Regions from separate parts of the Mus musculus genome. Here region 2 is linked to region 1. A link is a contact called in ENCODE Hi-C or POLR2A ChIA-PET data. All regions are on one chromosome and are shown on one strand. Each heading gives the region's core, a stretch centred on a gene start or an enhancer-like site at or near the end of the contact. The rest is flanking DNA. Distances are from core to core; before and after follow the strand shown. Region 1 holds the start of Nfe2l2 (nuclear factor, erythroid derived 2, like 2). Region 2 has its middle 9.3 kb from the start of Gm39858.

Region 1 (3,748 bases), core at 653-3,152:
CCCATTTCCTTTCTCAGGTTCTTCCTGGCTAGTAACTCTGCTTTCAGTTGTCACAAGGCCCTTAGCTCTCCTGCCGACAGAGGTTGGCCCCTGCAGCATTAATACTATGAAATATTATGTTGTTGGCTAACTTTATGTTTAAAAGTTTAAATTTTCGGTGCTCCAGAGAACTATAAAGCAAAATTAGACCTCCAAATGTTAAGGGCCGTTAAGGGTTAAATTTTTTTTACTGCTGTTTCTGTTTTGCTGGAGAAGGAGATTCTGTTTGCATTCTGTTTGTGAGAGAACAAATGGCTGAGCATTGCATTCAGAAGTCCTGAGTCTCAGCTGGAGACCTAGCGCTAGGATCTGAGTAAGAGACCTTTCTTTGTCAGATTGTTGAATCTCTAACTGACCCCAGGCCCATAATAGGGTAGTGGTTTTTAAAATACATTTCAAGCCAGGCAGTGGTGGCGCAAACCTTTAGCCCCAGCACTTGGGAGGCAGAGGCAGGCAGATTTCTGAGTTCTAGGCCAGCCTGGTCTACAGAGTGAGTGTCAGGACAGCCAGGGCTACACAGAAAAACCCTGTCTTAAAAAACCAAAAAAAAAAAAAAAAATTCAAAAGAAGATATTTGTGTTCAAACATACTTAAAACAACAAAGAGAAAGATAAAAATACTCTGGGTTTTCAACTATTAACACATTAAAACATCCCTCGATTTTTTTTCTAAGCCCATATAACTATTTTAGAAATTGGATTTTTTTTCGGGGGCAGTTAAAGAAGTATGTTTGGGAATGAACGTTGTGAAAACAGTCACTACCACCACCACCACCACCAAACCCAAGTGGCAGAGTCTATGGTACAGTTCTCAGCCTGTGGAGAGCCACCCCAAGCATCTCAGATATTTTGCACATCCGATACTTACATTACAATTTATAGCAACAAAATTAGTTATGAAGTAGCAGCAAAAATACTTTTCTAGTTGGAGGTCACCACAACACGAACTATATTAAAGGGTCGCTGCATTACGACGGTTGAGAAACGCTGCTCTAAAAACAGCTTGAGAGGTGGGGCCTTATGAGATCATACCTCAAAATTCCCAAATAGAGTAAGTACGTGTAAAGGAACCCTGAGAGTCTTAGAATCCACTTCGGTGATTCTGTTAGAGCTGTGCCCGCTTGCTGGGCTCTGGGTGGATGAAGTGATACTGAGTGACCGCTTGGGCCCCGAGCCCAGGGCACGTGGGAGAAGTGGAGGGCCTTCGAGTAAGCGAGCACGAGTTTGCAGCGTGGACTCATCCATCTCCCTGGGGCAGAGGTGTTTGAGCACCAGCAACTGAATGGGACCTGGGGCCAGAGGGCAGTTGGCCTCTTGCAAAGTCCGGGTCCCAGCTCAGAGCCCTAACCCCGAAACTGGCGCCACAGTCAGCCGGTGGAGCGAGATAAAGCGGGCAAGGTTCTGCAGGTCCAAATCAGGGAGTGGCAGCTCCGATAGCAGCGCACGGGCCGGGGCTCCCGGTGTGCTTGCACCAACTGTTTAAACTGCTTCAAAGAGCCAGGGCTGGAGCGACCTTCGGCAAACAGCTGCTAATCTCTAGCAAGGGGGTGCTGTCCTACAGAGGACTGGGGGGGCCGAAGGCCTCCTGCTCGCGCTCCGCCCCCCGTGCGACTTCAGCCCACCTGACTCCGCCATGCCCCGGACAGCGAGAGGAGGATCAACAGTGGGGGGTCGAGGGGAACGCGGGAACTCCGGCCGGAAGCACTCAGGTCCATGCCCCGCCCTCGGGCTCTTGCTCCTTCCACTGGCCCCCGTCTTGTCCCCCCCTCCCCTTGCCCCGCCCTAGGCCTTTGCGGGGGGCCCTCGGGTCCTTGCCCTGCCCCTGTACGCGATTCCAAGCTCTTGCCCCGCCCCTTACCCCGCCTCCATGCCCTTGTCCTGCCTCTGGCCCTTGCCTCTTGCCCTAGCCTTTTCTCCGCCTCTAAGTTCTTGTCCCGTCCCTAGGTCCTTGTTCCGCCCCCAGGGGGCGGGGGCGGGGCGGACTAAGGCTGGCCTGCCACTCCAGCGAGCAGGCTATCTCCTAGTTCTCCGCTGCTCGGACTAGCCATTGCCGCCGCCTCACCTCTGCTGCAAGTAGCCTCGCCGTCGGGGAGCCCTACCACAGCGTCCGCCCTCAGCATGATGGACTTGGAGTTGCCACCGCCAGGACTACAGTCCCAGCAGGTGCTGCCCCAACCTTCGGGCCCCTGGGCTGTGCCAAGAAGCCGGCAGGAGCTCGAGGGGATAGTGGCTCCGGGAGGGAGGGACAGTCTGAGCCAGGACTACGACGGCAGGGCCTGGGAACTGCCCCGCCGAGCTGGGAGGGCAACGGAGGATGTTGGGGCCGCGACGAGAGTGGGGTCCGAGCCTGAGGTCTCCAGGGGCGGCGAGGTTGGGGTGTGGAGGAAGCTCTGACTTCGTGGGGCCAGGCAGAGACACCACCACCTCGCTGGGTGGGAGGCGCAGAGGCGGGAGGGGGGTGGATGCTGGCGGTCTAAACCGGCGCCGCCCGGCCTTTTCCGGGGCAGCGTAGTTTCCCTGATTCGGTGCCGGTAAAAATGTGCCTAGTCACGGGGCCGCGCTCGGGGGAGCTGAGGTCTCTCCTCGGCGTCCGCCCGAAGCCCTCCCCAACCCCCGTTCTACGACTTGGTGAGCTCGGCCGTCTACGGCCTCAGCCCGAGAGCTGGTCTGTAAGATCACGCCTGTCCGTCTTGATCCAGAAAAGCCCAGCCCTCCGGGGGCGGAGGAGAAAGTCACCGGGTGGCCCTCGTGCTCTGGCGCCCCGACGGGCGGCCTGCCGGCAGGGCTCCGCACGCTCCTTCAGCCTGGGAACCCGGGAATGGCCTCGCGCCGGGCGCAAGGACGTGCAGACCTGGGCGGCGGGCTCCGAGGTCCGAGTGGGCCCCATGCTGGGCTGTGTGTTCTGAGTATGGTGACCCGCGGGGCCCCACGTAGTGTGCGAGGCTGTGGCTTCTGGCTGGCTTACATCGGCCAGTTGGCAGTCACAGAGGCCCTCGGTTGGCCCTTTCCTGCTCTATAGCGTGCAAACCTCGCTGCTCTGGGGCCAAGGGACAAGTTGGAGCTGTTGATCAGTTGCGCAATTGTTATTTTCCCCTGGGCGGCTTTGTCTTTGGATTTAGCATTACAGAGTTGTAATACCAAAATGTATAAGGCAGGATATTCTGGTCCTTGCCGTCAAGGGTAAGAGTAATAGATTAGAATTTGTTGCTTTTTATACTGTTGCAGAAGTTTTGCTTTTAGACATTTATTTATTATCCCTCGCTTGTGTCCTTAATACATTTTTCTTTGCTGTTTGAGATTCTGCCTCAATTTTCTTAGCATGTTGCGCACTTTGAAGACAGCGAATGGGACGCTTGCGTTTCATAACACTTTCTTGCTAAGTTTTGAAGATTGTTATGTAAGTGAAAACCAGTTTCTGGTTATACTTCAGGCAGTTTTAAAGAAGTAAATGCTTATGTTGGCACACACGCGCGCACACACACACACAAAAGAGTCGGAATTGGATTTTTAGGAAAAGAAACCATTTAACTCCAGGGAATGTATAACTCGGTAAAGAGTAAGTTAGTTTAAATGTAAAGCTTTCGGCTGACCTGGAAGGTCCTGGTGTCAGTTTTTAAGTTACTGACAGTGCATTAATTCTACCCCTCCCTTGAACTTGGCCCCGAAATGATTGGGGTTGTAGCCTGGTTTTCATTAGGATGAATAAGTAA
Region 2 (3,753 bases), core at 581-3,080, 61 kb after region 1:
TGCCCCAAAGAAGTACTTCTAAACAGGTCCACACCCCCCAATTTCCCATTAATCTTTCTTTCCTCCTACCTCTGGAAGGTGGACTAGAATGGAGGTTGAAATGTTTAATTACCCTTATAAAGTAGGTTTTGAAAAATCTAAGCCTATATTGGCCTCAAACTCAGAGAGATCTGCCAGCCATTATGGGTCTAAAAGCTCAGGGTTTTTTGTTTGTTTGTTTGTTTGTTTGTTTTGTTTTGTTTGATACTTTTTTTTCTTTTTTTTGTTTTTTCGAGGTATTTCTGTTTTTCAAGTCAAGGATTCTCTATGTAGCCCTCGCTGTCCTGGAACTCACTCTGTAGTCCAGGCTAACCTCAAACTCACCAATCCACCTGCTTCTGCCTCCCAAGTGCTGGGGTAAATGTGTGCACTATCACTGCCCAGTTTAAGTTTTGTTTGTTTGTTTGTTTGTTTTTTAAGTCACATACAGTTCCTGTTTTTCTGTGACTTTTTATTGTTCTTCAGTATCAGCTGTTGAATACCAATTTCTTGGCTAAATTTCATAAGATGATAAACCAAAAATGCTGTATGGCAAACATAAAATCTTTAAATTTTTTTTCAGAAATAATATGTACACTATCACTCCAAGTGCCAGAGTGTCACCTAGAGACAGCAAGCCATCCATCCTCACACCACCCTAGAATCTCATGGAAAGGAACAGAATAACAGAGTCAAACCCATTGCTCTCAACTGTCTACAGCAAGATGCACAATTTTTCTGTTTCTTCTAAATAATTTCCTGGCTTTCTGGCACTCCTAAATTCAACAAAATAGCCTGGAACACCCCCACAAAGCCAGCAATGTCCCTTCACTGTGTTTGTCTTTCCTGAATTGTGCCATGCCTGTGTACTTAACCCCTTAAATGCTCGAAAGGGGCCCTCCTGGTAAGGAATCAAGTAGGAGGAAAATAGGGGTAAGAAAAGCCTGTGAGTAGTCTTCGCTTATACCCATGACTCATGTCCTACAGATGTCACCGCTCTCTTGACCCTGTCCCCAAAGGGATGAGCCTGCAGTGGGAAGGAGTCAGTGAGCAGAGAAATTGGAATGAGTTACTTTCTTCTAGGGGTCGTTTCTTTGGTTTCGGTTTTAACAGAGCCTCATAGGGCAGCCTGGTTTTGAACTTGTAACCGAGGGTGACCTTGGAGTCTTGATCCTCCTGCTTAAGCCTCCTAAATGCTGAGATTATAGGCATGGGCCACCACACCCATCACTGCTTCGTCAAGAGGTCTTGAGAGATGAGGAGGTGATAATCCCAATTTTACTTTTCTATTAACATTTCTATTGTAGTTTATAATCAGCTTTGTTTTACTAAAGAGTAATTGGCCAATAGCCTACTTGTGTGTGAAAGCTGCATGCTTGAATCCTTTGATGAGTGTGTACAATTGCCATAAAGTATACTACTTAAGACATAGATTATTTACCGCTTGGATTTTACTGGGAACGTAGAAAATCTACTTTGTACTGCTCGGCCCCCTGTGTGACATGGGTGGCCAGAGAGATATCACACTGCCTCAGAGAGTGCCAGGAAGGATTCAGAGAAAGCAGAATTTCTTGTCCTTTGCACCTTGATGGGCATGTATGTCCAGGAGACACATTTTGCCATTGGCACTCTTTCAGACTTCCAAGGCCACAGGTCTGCCAGCTGTGCCTTGGGCATCACCGTGGTTGACTGTTTGCTTCAGAGCCATAGTTCTGCTGTTTCATGTCCAGGATGTTGATTTTTCTTGGCAGCTGCTCTAACAGTCATGCGTTTGGAATGCCTGGCTTTTGATGAAACATTACATCAAAGACCAAGGTATCCAGTTTCATAGATGATTGCCCAGGCCTTTGGATGATGCAATGCAAAGGACTTGGGTCTTAGCTATAGCCAGAATGAGCTCTGACTAACAGAAATAGGATTCAAGGGAAGGTGGCATTTAGTCACTGTTTTTCCTACCTCATTAGCTCACTGCCCAGTGGTGGCTTTCCATGTTGCTGAAGTTGTTTCCCTGAAATTCCTGCCGTTTCTCCCATTTCCCCTCCCTCTCTTTCTTTAAAATAAAGAAAAAAGGAAAGAAAAAAATATAAATCATGTACATTTGTGTGTCTGTGAGTATATGCTATGTGTGTAGAGGTGCTGTGGAAGTCAGAGGGGTAGGATCCCCTGGAGATGGAGTTACAGGCAGTTATAGGTTCTGGGATTGAAAGATTCTCGACTCAGACACTCAAGTCCCGGGACAGCCGCGTACCCAAGAAGACACTGAGACCATACATAAAATGTAGAAGGTAAGATTTAATAAAGTAGCAACAACATGAAAGCACACAGACCAGAGCTCTGGGGTCGAAATAAAGCAGCAACATGGAAGCACACAGAGCTCTGGGGTCGAAACTCATACACCTTAGCACAGGGTAGAGGAGTCTCGACGACCAGCCAAAATTTTTCACAGGCTTATATAGTAAAACTCAAAGGGGGGAGAACTGGGCAGGGAAAGTACAAGTTTACATCACTAGGGAGTTCTGCCAAGGGACAAGGGGTTCTGCCAAAGGATTCTACGTAACTAAGGAGTCATGTCCTATCAAGGAACCTACGTAACTAAGGAGTCATGTCCTATCAAGGAACCTACGTAACTAAGGAGTCATGTCTTATCATTTGGCAATGTCATTTTGAGGTTGTTCCAGGAGGCCTTTATCTCAAAAATGTTTTCTAGATGGGAGGGGGTGGGCTCCGAGGTGAAAGTTCATGTTCTCACAAGAGGCCAGTAATTTTTCATTCTTCATTCCCCACTTCTTCTTGTAAGTAATTCTAATCTTAGAATTTCAGAAGTCTATATCTCTATGTGGAGAATACTGCATTTACTCTATCTTTAACATGGGAACAGAAACAGAATAAGGCAGATTAGTAAACAGAACTAGGCAGGGACCCTTTTAGTGAGGCTTGAGGGTCTCAGCATGACGCAGGTGTACGTAGATCAGATCTCTGGCTGGAACTGGTAAGATGTCCTTGGGGTACCCAGCTCGTTCGCTGTAGCCAGTTGTGACCAGACTTTTTTCTGCACCACCTGTAAGCCTTTTAACTTAGTATACAGATCATTATTATAACAACATAGGTTTAAACACATCATTTAAGACAGTGATGGGCATAGGAGCCCCATAAAGGATCTTGAAAAGAGTAAAACCGAATCAAGAGGGAGTATTCTCAGTTTTAAATAGGGCAAGGGGAAGGGGCACCAAGTAAGCCTGTGCCAGTCTCCAGGATTAATTTTGTCAAGGTCTGTTTAGAGTTTTATTTATTCTTTTTTATCTTTTCTGAGCTCTGAGGTCTGTACACACAATGGAATTTTTATTTGACCTCTAAATACTTGGCCACACCCTGACTTACCTGGGCAACAAAGGCAGGACCATTATCTGACACTATTGCTTTTGGCACTCCGAACCTTGGAAAATTTTCTTTAACAATCTTCTTGATGACTATCTGATCAGTCTCAGTTTTACAAGGAAAAGCTTTTATCCATCTTGAGAACGTTCACAAAAACTAGAAGGTATTCATACACATATTTTTTCCAGTAAAGTCTATTTTTCAGTAGATGTCAGGTCTGTCTTCTCATGAGAGGACTAGTTTTCTTTTTTCAGTTTTTACTATTTTATACAGGGTTTTTTTTACCAGTCTTAATTTGTCTATAACTTGATAGTCTTCAGACTGTCAGGATCATTGCTCTTTAGGATGCCTGGGCGGTTA

Evidence for each region. Hi-C counts contacts between places; a loop is a spot of excess contacts on that map. ChIA-PET counts read pairs that join two places held with the same protein, here RNA polymerase II (POLR2A).
Region 2: POLR2A ChIA-PET joins it to region 1 with 44 read pairs in Patski. The contact joins the enhancer-like site here to the promoter of Nfe2l2 in region 1. A Hi-C loop is called at or near these places in 11 of 37 maps with a recorded cell type or tissue (T-helper 2 cell, gastrocnemius, heart and 2 more). POLR2A ChIA-PET finds 5 or more read pairs at or near these places in 4 of 5 experiments (Patski and embryonic stem cell).

The regions. Positions count from the first base shown.
Region 1 is chr2:75,702,817-75,706,564 of GRCm38, reverse strand. Nfe2l2 (nuclear factor, erythroid derived 2, like 2) reads left to right here and starts at 1,902. Exons shown (of 5, transcript NM_010902.4): 1 at 1,902-2,201. The coding sequence starts at 2,157.
Region 2 is chr2:75,641,413-75,645,165 of GRCm38, reverse strand. No RefSeq gene overlaps it. Among named protein-coding and RNA genes, the nearest start is that of Gm39858, 9.3 kb to the right of the region's middle. Within about 2 kb of position 1,830, at least 1 of the 3 ENCODE cell types and tissues checked has a DNase peak (open chromatin) inside an H3K27ac peak, as active enhancers do; it is heart, where a contact is called at or near this core.